Linked DNA regions of Homo sapiens: region 1 is linked to region 2. A link is a contact called in ENCODE Hi-C or POLR2A ChIA-PET data. All regions are on one chromosome and are shown on one strand. Each heading gives the region's core, a stretch centred on a gene start or an enhancer-like site at or near the end of the contact. The rest is flanking DNA. Distances are from core to core; before and after follow the strand shown. Region 1 has its middle 13 kb from the start of LINC01936. Region 2 overlaps LOC102723594 (a long non-coding RNA gene).

Evidence for each region. A loop is a pair of places that touch in the nucleus more often than their neighbours do. ChIA-PET counts read pairs that join two places held with the same protein, here RNA polymerase II (POLR2A). Pooled maps may share reads with other maps.
Region 1: POLR2A ChIA-PET joins it to region 2 with 10 read pairs in AG04449. The contact joins two enhancer-like sites. A Hi-C loop is called at or near these places in 3 of 168 maps with a recorded cell type or tissue (IMR-90, esophagus muscularis mucosa and prostate gland) and 6 of 50 pooled maps. POLR2A ChIA-PET finds 5 or more read pairs at or near these places in 7 of 52 experiments (AG04449, AG04450, BJ and 4 more).

Annotation. Positions count from the first base shown.
Region 1 is chr2:30,357,035-30,362,753 of GRCh38, reverse strand. No RefSeq gene overlaps it. Among named protein-coding and RNA genes, the nearest start is that of LINC01936, 13 kb to the right of the region's middle. Within about 2 kb of position 2,698, at least 18 of the 41 ENCODE cell types and tissues checked have a DNase peak (open chromatin) inside an H3K27ac peak, as active enhancers do; they include IMR-90, where a contact is called at or near this core.
Region 2 is chr2:30,289,957-30,294,973 of GRCh38, reverse strand. It overlaps LOC102723594 (a long non-coding RNA gene), which reads left to right. Exons shown (of 3, transcript XR_427017.4): 3 at 1,144-1,939. Among named protein-coding and RNA genes, the nearest start is that of LINC01936, 54 kb to the left of the region's middle. RefSeq lists a silencer at 485-655 and enhancers at 1,149-1,198, 1,369-1,428. Within about 2 kb of position 1,338, at least 5 of the 41 ENCODE cell types and tissues checked have a DNase peak (open chromatin) inside an H3K27ac peak, as active enhancers do; they include IMR-90, where a contact is called at or near this core.

The DNA of each region.
Region 1 (5,719 bases), core at 1,449-3,948, 66 kb before region 2:
CTCTCCACTGAAGCTTCACTCTTGCACAGAGCCTAAAGGCACCTTGTCTTGGGAAAATCACGTGTACATTTGATACCAACTTAGTCCACAGTCTGTTTTTCTTTCTGCTGTTTGCATCTGAGGAATTTGGAATGTCTCAGTCATCCACTGGTCTCCAGAGCAAAATGGCATTGGGGTGGGGGCAGAGTAGCTTCCTGTCATTTCAAGGAAGAGGAAATGGAGGCCCAAAGAAGGAAGGAAGGAAGAGAAGGAGACACCCAGTACTTCCCGAGTGTCTCCCACATGCTAAGCAACCACTAGCTAGTTGCTTTTGTGATGATATATTTGCGGTTCAGACAGCCCTGTGAGATGGGTACAATTGGTAGAAATATTTTCACTTCACAGATAAGAAAATTGAAGTAGAGAGGGGTTAAGTGATTTACTTAAGGCCACATGTTTAGTAAGTGGCCAGATCTTTTGGATTCCAAAGCTCATGTCCCTTCAACCGTGTAAAGGGAAGTGTTTTGTTCCGAGTTGGTGAGTCACTTGAGGTACATAGCGACCTGTCTTCCCCCTTCATTTGTTCTTGCTTCTGAGCTTTTGCTGACAATGTTCCCTCAGTCTTCTGTCAACATTCTAACCAGCTCTCAGGCCTGGTTCATCTCTTCCTCCTTTGTGAAGCTTTCCTCGAATCCCCAGGCCAGAATCTGTCGCCTCCCTCTGTGTCCTCGTGGCGTGTCTGTTGGTTAACACCTGCACGTTTGTCAGGAGCTGACCTGTGGTATGGTGGCTAGGGGGTGTGGGTGACACTTACCAACGTGGGGGCATTTGGTTCAGCCTGCCACCAGCTTGAGAAGGCACAGAGTGGAGATGAGGCACCGGGGCACAGGGTAAAGGAGAATCTTCTTTACTCCGCTGCTTGCCAGGACATGCCAAACCCAGAGGCTTCAAACCCTGCCTTCCCCTGGATTTGGCTAACCTGAATCCAGCCCACATTACACTCAGATTCCAGGAGAAGGCTTCCTTTATCCTGTTGGGAAGTCAGTGGCGCAGGAAGCATTGGGGGTGGGGGGTGTGGAGCAGGAAATAAGCTTTGAGCTCCCCCAAAGCAGGGTGTAGGTCTGTATCAGAAGTGGTTGTGGGGTGAATGAATAAATAACTCAATGATTCAGTGTTGCTACTCTCAGGAAGCCACCATGCTTGGTCCTGGGTTGAGAGAGCCATGGGGAGAAGACCCTGTAAATGTTACTCCCTGACTCCCCCTGGTTTCAGCCCAGGCATCACTGTGTGACTCAGGCACTGGCAGGTCTTCCAGGACCTTCCTGGGCTGAGTTCAGCTTTTTATTCACTCTGGGCTGTATCTGGGGGTACAGGAAAGCTAAGGCCCTTGTACCCCTGCCTCCTGGCTTGCCCTAGGATGATTCCATATCCTCCTCTTTTCTGCTGCATTCTCCCTGGCGCAATTCTCTAACTTGCTACTAGGATAATATAGAGAGACCAGACAAGCAAGTAGACCTGGGTCTTAGTCCTTCTCTCAACCTGGGTGAGGCCTAACAGCCACAGCAAAGATGTGCCTAAGCTTGGAACCCATGGCTATCCTCAACTATCAGCTAGTCTAATTTGAACCCAGGTAACAAAATGTGAGTGTATGTGATTGTGCATATGTGTGAGTGTATGCCTGTGTGCATCTACACGGGTGATTTCTCAGGCTCGGGGTATCTAGAGACACCTGGTTGTACTTGGACAGACTTGAAGTGCCCTTCATTTTACACATAGGGAAACAGTTTATTTCAGTTCATAGAAGTTGACATCTCCACCTGATACATGGGACATCAAAAATATATGTGTGGCAAACCCCATGGTTGCCGAGGAAGGGGGAGGGTCCCTGCTCATCTGCTCTCCTCCCCTCCACCCATGAGCCCCTCTTCCACCATCCTGTGTTCTAGGCCCCTTCCTCTCCTCGTAGCCTTTATGAGGAACAAACAAACAAAAAAACTCCAGATGGGCCGGGCGCGGTGGCTCATGCCTGTAATCGCAGCACTTTGGGAGGCTGAGGAGGGTGGATCAGCTGAGGTCAGGAGCTCGAGGCCATCCTGGCCAACATGGCGAAACCCTGTCTCTATTAAAAACAGAAAAATTAGCCAGGCATGGTGGCGGGCACCTGTAATCCCAGCTACTCAGGAAGCTGAGGCAGGAGAATCACTTGAACCCGGGAAGTACAGGTTGCAGTGAGCTGAAATTGCACCACTGCACTCCAGCCTGGGGGACAGAGCGAGACTCTGTCTCAAACAACAACAACAACAACAAACCCAGATTATATCATTGAGGATGCAAAGATGCTTTCATTATCTGGAGTCCCCATCTGTCCTTTCCTCCCCTGGCCAGCTCATGGCCCCGCCTTTCCCCGCAGGCCCACGCCTTACTGAACAACTCTGTGCACTTTGTATTTTTCCCCACAAAGCCTTGCAACAACCTTGTGAGGAGGGTATTATTACCCCCGCTTTACAGGTGAGAAGACTGCGGCTCAGAGAAGCCGAATGACTTGTCCACAGCTCTCAGCTGGCCCATAGCAGGAATGGGGTTGGACCTCAGCCTTCCTGCCTCCAAGCGTGTGCTCTGAACTGGCAGGCTGGAGGCTGTTCTGGGGAGGACGCACTGTGTCCCATGACTCTCCAGTCTCCTCGGAGCTGCTGAGCTTCCTGGCAGGAAGCCCATGGCTGCTTCTCTCCCTCTGCCCTCTGTCCACACTCCACAAGCACTCAGCTTCAGCTGATAACCACGGCAGGCGCTTGTGAGAGGGCTCTGACACCACAGGAGCCCTCTGAGGGGCCAGTCTATGGGGGGTGGTGCAGAATCCAGAGCCCCCATCCTCCTGCACCACGGGCACCAGCTTCCATACAAGTGGCCCTGGAGTCCTGACTCCCAGCTGTCAGCACCAGCAATCCTTCTCAGGAGCTAAGCCTTGGCACTTCCCAGGTCTGTAACAGGCCAGATTTCTCTTCCAGAGAAACTTCATCTGTGTCTGAGCCCAGGGCCTTGTTGCCTGGCTAGTGTCTTCATAGCTCAGATTCCTGTAACTATGAAGGGGTTGGTCCTTCCAGCTGCGTTCCATGAGAGAGGTGATGCCTTTTCCATTACATGCCAGGCCCTTGAGTCCTTTTGGCCATTAAAGGACTAGAAGAAGTCCAAAAACTTCTGGTAGTCTCTGAACCAACCCAGGTACTTCAGGTGTCTCCTGAAATGAAGCAGCTTTCCGTCCCAGGCAAAGGTCTGGGTGGGGTCAAAACCTGGGGACAAGGGTCTGGAGCTGGATGGAAAGAAAATAAGGGAATGTCAACAGCAAATGTAGCAGGACCTGGGGAACTGCCCCCAAAGAATCCAGGGGTGTCTGCAACCTACACATATAGGGAGTAACATTTTAAGCAGAGTTACTCTCTAAATTCAGCAAACAAGGAAAGATCACGTATGATCAGACTCACCCTTGACTCTTCCTTCAGAAGGTACCATGTTGAAGACTCTGACAAATTGGCGTTTCCATCAGCTTGGGAACAGATGCTGTGATTTTGGGTGCACATGCAATGGAGTGATTGTCTTACATTTAGGGACCATGTTGTGTGGAAGTGTGTATCACTAAGCACTAGACTCATATTCACACATATTGGGGCCAGGGCTGACTCAGGCAGATGGCTGGCTTCTGGCTCCTGGGGCATATGTTCACTAAACAGAACAGCAGGCTCAGTGGCTCGAATGACTGCACCTAAGCTGGGATCTGTGATCACGTGATATGACTCCACCGTGTTGACGCTCAGCATCTCCATGCCTATGTGCGTCAGGCTGGGCAAAGTAGCGGTGTTGGGACAAACAATATGAAAGAGCTGAGAGGCTGCCTCATGGACTTGTACCTGTGCACATAGGCCACTTTTGGTTTATTTTCAGAAAGTTTCTCTTTTTGAAGTGTTCCTTGTTACTGTCTCCACAACATCACATATGAGGCAGCCAGGGTTGTGACCACTTTCTGGTACAAAACAATGAGGTTTCTCTAGCACAATCATGTTTTAGAGCCTCCACCCTCTCCTGCACTGGAAGTTATCATCGATTAAGGGAGTAATTAATTAAGGGAGTAATTCATCCTACGAACTGGAGGCAGATGTCTTCTCTGTACTGGGGAAAGGTGGAGAAACATGTGAGCCTCTGATGTGACATGCCTGCCAGAGCACCTGGGCGTGGGGGGTGGGGAGGTGGAGAGAAAGGCAGGAGGTGCTTTAGGTGCCCAGGCAATAGCAGGGACAGAGGAGCTGATCAGGTCAAAAACCCTTCCAGTTGGGAAAGTGAAGGGTAGCCCCAGTGCTAAGGAAGCTGCTCTGAAAACAGAAAAGATAAGGAAGAGGGCACTGAATCGTGCCGAGGTTGCAATGATTTGAAAATCTTTCTCCAAATGACAGATTTTCCTTGAAAGTCCATTGAAAAGCATAGGCAACTGGCATTCTGCAAATATTTATACCAGCATTTAAAAATGCATTACTTTTAGGGCCAGGCGCGGTGGCTCATGCCTGTAATCCCAGCACTTTGGGAGGCTGAGGCAGGCGGATCATGAGGTCAGGAGATCGAGACCATCCTGGCTAACATGGTGAAACCCCGTCTCTACTAAAAATACAAAAAATTAGCCGGGCGTGGTGGCAGGTGCCTGTAGTCCCAGCTACTCGGGAGGCTGAGGCAGGAGAATGGTGTGAACCCGGGAGGTAGAGGTTGCAGTGAGCCAAGATTGTGCCACTGCACTCCAGCCTGGGCAACAGAGTGAGACTCCATCTCAAAAAAAAAAAAAAAAAAAGCATTGCTTTTTATGACAAAAGCAGTACAATGGTTCCTATGAAAAAGCTAAATATCAAAGTGATAGATAACGCAGAAAGTGAAAGCCCCTGTAATTCCACCGTACTGAAAAGAAACACGGGTAATAGTTTTGGATATTTAGACTAGGTTTTAGCCAATCATTTATTTATGTAGTGAAGACATATGCAGGAGGGAAGCATGAGTTTTAATTTGCCTTTCAGCTCTCTGGAGATGGAGAGCACCTTGCAAGGGCTCTTTAAAACAAAGCACCTTGTCCACCTGGTGGCTACCTGCATTTCAGGATAGGATGGAGTCGCCCAGCCCTGGGCTCCCTCTCCAGCTCAGTGGCAGCGACCTCATCCTGTGCTCCCCCTGCCCTCCTGTCTCCCATCACTTCTCACCTATGCTTGGTGTGGCATCCGAGATGACAAACGTGAGTCCTGTGATGTTGTGGTATAATAAGAAACATGAGGCCGGGCACGGTGGCTCACGCCTGTAATCCCAGCACTTTGGGAGGCCAAGGCGGGTAGATCGCCTGAGGTCAGGAGTTCGAGACCAGCCTGGCCGACATGAGGAAACCCTGTCTCTACTGAAAATACAAAAATTAGCTGGGCATGGTGGCACACACCTGTAATCCCACCTACTCAGGAGGCTGAGGCAGGAGAATCGCTTGAACTTGGGAGGCAAAGGTTGCAGTGAGCCGAGATCGCGCCATTGCACTCCAGCCTGGGCAACATGAATGAGACTTTGTCTCAAAAAAGAAAAGAAAAGAAAAGGAAAGAAGAAAAGAAAAGAAAAAAGTAACATGGATTTGGTTTCAGCCCCTGATTTCTGATTCTTAAAACCCTGGTAGATAGGGGTGCTAGGAAACTTTTTTGTTCTGTTATTTGGTATTTGACTCCAGTTCCTGACG
Region 2 (5,017 bases), core at 89-2,588:
GAATGGAGTGAGGGAGTGAGGCAGGGATCTGGGGATGACAGGACACAGCCAGCATTGAGGAATGCCTTGTGTTGTAGGAGCCGGGGAGTGCGACATTGGAGTGGGACATTACTAGCTGTATGGCCTGTACAAGGGCCCACACCTTCCTCCCCTTGTCCAGGTCTCCTATCTATAGAATGGGGGTGAGAAAACCAATCTCTAAAGTTTCTTGCTTGGTTGGGCATGGTGGCTTACACCTGTAATCCCAGCACTTTGGGAGGCCAAGGGGAGAGGATTGCTTGAGCCCAGGGTTTCGAGACCAGCCTGGGCAACAGAGTGAGACCATGTCTCAATAAAAAATAAAAATAAAAAAAGTTTCTTATGAGAATTAAATGACAATAACACACAAAGTGCCTAATACATAGTGGGTGTTGGGAGGAAAAGGGGTCTAATTTGTTCAATTGTCATCTGCCATGGAGGTAGAAGGAAAAGTGTAGGCCAGAGGTTATCAAACTTGGCTGAAAATCACAATCAACTGGGGGGCTTGTCAACCCAGTTTGCCATTGCCCGCCCCTGGAATTTCTGTCTGTAGCTCTGGGTGGGTCCTGAGATCATTTCTAACAAGTTTCTACTGCTGCCGCTGCTGCTGCTGCTGGCCTGAAGACCACATTCTGAGAACCCCTGATGTAAATACGAAGAGGGTCAGCCCACTTTTGAGTGGCGGAAAATTGTGGTTCTACCACTTTCTAGTTCTGGGGCCTTGAACAATTTACTTAACTTCATTGTGGCTTAGTTTCTTCACTTATAAAATAAAGATAATTGTGCCTTGGGATTATCGTAGGGTGTTATAAAGATGAAATGAGTTAACAAATGTGTAAATGGTTTGGAAGAGTATCCGATAAAATGTAAACACTCAAAAATGTTAGCTCTTAGTATATGGTAGGCCCTTGAAAAATACATTATCTCAATTGTCAAAAGATCAGCAGCAGCAGTTAATATTATCATCTCCATTTTACGGCTGAAGAAGTGTAAGCTCAGAAAGATGAGATCTACTATGCAACTAGGGAACCCAGGCTGCCATCTGAACCCAGATCTTCCAGCTCCATAGTTAGGGCTGTTACAAATCAAGTCTCACTGCTTCCTTCCTCTTTTTTTTCCTTTAAGCTCTGAGAGTGGATGATTCGGCCCTTAAGCCTGAGAGGCTGAGAGTGGGTAGGGCTCAGTGCCTGGAGCAGGGAAGAGTGGAGGAGGAAGCTCAGGAGGAAGTTTGCCTGGGAACCTGGCACAAATGTTACTCAGGATGCACAGTGGGGATATTTTCGTGTGTTCAGAGGGCAGATATGCGGATGACTCAACGTTTTGCCCACGTAGTGCCTCTTGTTGCTTGGCTGCCTTAGCTGATTGAAGTCATCAGTGGATAATGTAGCAGGTGCAAATGAATTGGCTACTGATGGTTTATACAACCCTGGAGGACGCCCCTACTCTCGGCCTAATATGGACAGAAAATACAGTTATTGGACTACAGCATCAAAATACTACAGCCCTGTGGACGATGAATCAGAGCATCTCCCTCACCCACAGAGACCACAGTGTTCCACAAGAAGGGAAGATCTGCAGTAGCAATTCCTGCGGCGGGGGGAGGCTTCGTGTCTCCCCGTCCTAATTGCTGTCAGTTGCCCTGCACTGAGTGCTCACGAACAAGGAAGGAGGCACTGCGTGTGGTCATCCCAACTCCTCACAGCTGCTGAAGAGAAAACTCTCATCCATATATGGTGTTCAATGGGTTTATATGTTGATGACTCCCATCATGTATTTGCAGCCCAAATTCTGACTCTTCTGTCCTCTGTCTAGAAGATATATCTATCTATGTGTCCTTTACACTCCCTGGATTCACCATGGCCAAACCTCCTTTGAGATGAAGTCTCAATCTGTTGCCCAGGCTGTAGTGCAGTGGCGGGATCTCGGCTCATTGCAATCTCTGCTTCCCAGGTTCAAGTGATTCTTGTGCCTCAGCCTTCTGAGTAGCTGGGATTGCAGGCATGCGCCACCATGCTGGGCTAATTTTTTTTTTTTTTTTTTTTTTTTGACGTGGAGTCTCACTCCTGTCACCCAGGCTGGAGTGCAATGGTATGATCTCGGCTCACAGCAACCTCCACCTCCTGGGTTCAAGCGATTCTCCTGCCTTAGCCTCCCAAGTAGCTGGGATTACAGGCGCCTGCCACCATGCCTGGCTAATTTTTGTATTTTTAGTAGAGATGGGGTTTCACCATGTTGGCCAGGATGGGAGAACTAACCTCAGGCAATCTGCCCACCTCGGCCTCTCAAAGTGCTGGGATTATAGGTGTGAGCAACCGTGCCCTGCCTAATTTTTGTATTTTTAGTAGAGATGAAGTTTCGCCATGTTGGCCAGGCTGGTCTTGAACTGAGCTCCTGACCTCAAGTGATCCGCCCCCTCTCAGCCTCCCAAAGTGTTAGGATTACAGGTGTGAGCCACCACACCTGGCCCAATGTTCCCTTTACTATCCTCTTCCCTCAAACTTTGCTCTTTCTCTGTCCCCACTGTCTCACTTGGTGGTAGCAGCCACTAAGTACCCAATCCAGAGGCTCTGAGAAGACGCTAGGTGTACCTTTTTTTTTTTTTTGAGACAGCTTCTCACTTTGTCACCCAGGCTGGAGTGCAGTGGTGAAGTCATGGCTCACTGCAGCCTCAATCTCCCGAGCTCTGGTGATCTTCCCACCTTAGTCTCCTGAGTAGCTGGGACTACAAGTGCACACCACCACGCCCAGCTAGTTTGTTGCATTTTTTTGTAGAGACAGGGTCTCACTGTATTGCCCAGGCTGGTCTTGAACTCTTGTGCTCAAGTGATCTGTCCACCTCAGCCTCCCAAAGTGCTGGGATTTCAGTTGTAAGCCACCTGGCCTGAGATTTACTTTTTAATTTTAATTAATAGACTATTTTTCAAGAGCAGTTTTAGGTTTATGAAAAATTGAGAAGATGCTGGGCGTGGTGGCTCACGCCTGTAATCCCAGCACTTTGGGAGGCTGAGGCGGGTGGATCACCTGAGGTCAGGAGTTCGAGACCAGCCTGACCGATATGGTTAAACCCCGTCTCTACTAAAAATACAAAAACTAGCTGGGAGTGGGGACAGGTGCCTGTAGTCCCAGCTACTGGGGAGGCTGAGACAGGAGAATTGCTTGAACCCGGGAGGCAGAGGTTGCAGTGAGCCGAGATCATGCCACTGCACTCCAGCCTGGGCGATAGAGCAAGACTCCATCTCAAAAAAAAAACAAACAAACAAAAATTGAGAAGAAAGTATCAATAGCCATATCCCTCCTCCCCACTAGTTTCCCTTATTATTAACCCCTTGGATGAGTATGGTTCATTTGAGTTTGTTACAATTGATAAACCAATATGGACACATTTTTATTAACTGAAGTCTGTATTTACATTAGGGCTCACTCTTTGTGTTGTACTGTTTGTTTGTTTGTTTGTTTGTTTGTTTGTTTGTTGAGATGGAGTCTCGCTCTGTCTCCCAGGCTGGAGTGCAGTGGCACGATCTTGGCTCACTGCAAAGTCCACCTCCCAGGTTCAAGCAATTCCCCTACCTCAGCCTCCCAAGTAACTTGGATTAGAGGCACCCACCACCACACCTAGCTAATTTTTGTATTTTTAGTAGAAACAGGGTTTTGCCATATTGGCCAGGCTAGTCTCGAACTCCTGACCTCAGGTGATCTGCCCACTTCGGCCTCCCAAAGTGCTGGGATTACAGGTGTGAGCCAACATGCCTGGCCTTGTGTTGTACATTCTACATATAGGTTTTGAGAGACATTCTGTATGTTATTGTAATGGTGGGTATATTTAATGCCAAGTTTGTTCCTAAAGCAGATAGTGGCCTTGTAGTGGGGTACACATAGTGTGTCCCCCGAGAAGAGGAGCACTCAGAACATATTTGTCAGTCCCTTCCATCCTTTCTCCCTCTGCCTCAAGGAACACCTACTACCCCAGGTTTGGTTCCTGGTTGGCCCTGACCCCGGCTTGCCTGTGTCAGATGGGAGCTGCCTGTGGTTTGTAGATTAGCCCTTATCTTAAATGCCAAGCTCCAGGTCTGACCTCACACAGAGCTTTGGGCTGATCTGATGATATTTGGTGAGGAACAGATGCACTTCTTGACTATAAGACCTGTGGTTCAGTCTCAGGTCTCACCCTTTGTCAATTTTATGCACTTATTCATTGACTTAGTTTTTACAGCTGGGGCTCCACGACCAGCCCCAGATGATCACAACAGCTGGGAGGCAGAAGTGACTTGGAACAGCTGAAGTCCTAAAAAAGAGCCTTAGGTCTGATTTCCATTCAGTCGTGTTGGCCTCCCTTGCTAGTTAGCTGAGAGGAAGGAGGACTTTCTTTCTACCCACTCCAACTCTCATAAGGCCCCCAGTGATATCTGTGTTGCTGGAGTGGGATGGGGTGAGAGAGGGAGAGGGAGTAGAAAGAGAAACACAAGAAATTCAGGGATTGAGCCATATTCCTGGTCCTCACATTGGCACTACTGAAGGCCTCTGTTAGCCTTTCAACTCTTGGATGCCTCGATGGTTCACTTTAGAAGGAAAAGGGAATGATTTGGAATGCCTGCACTTGTTGCAGGGTGATTTATCCAGGGAAAAGGAATGCACTGTTCACATTTCTTAGCCTTTTTTTCTTTTAATTGAAGTGATGTGAGCAATTAAAATGTTTCCTTCCAAAAAAAGCCCTTTAAAAATTCTATGAAGGTAGCCAGATTTCAATTATGTTCATTATGACTAGATTTAGATGTGTATTTTGTATAATGTAGAGGCATAGGACATCTATGTCATGAACATTCTAGAACCATCCCCAGAAAAATGCAGTTTCATTAGGCACACACATAACATTTGCATGTATGGATGGGGGTGAGTCTTGGATCTTTTGCAGCCCACCTAGTGATGGCCACTAGGATCACAAACTTTAAGAACAGCTCAGTGACCCTAACTTTCATATTCTGATCCTACATTGTGCTAAGGT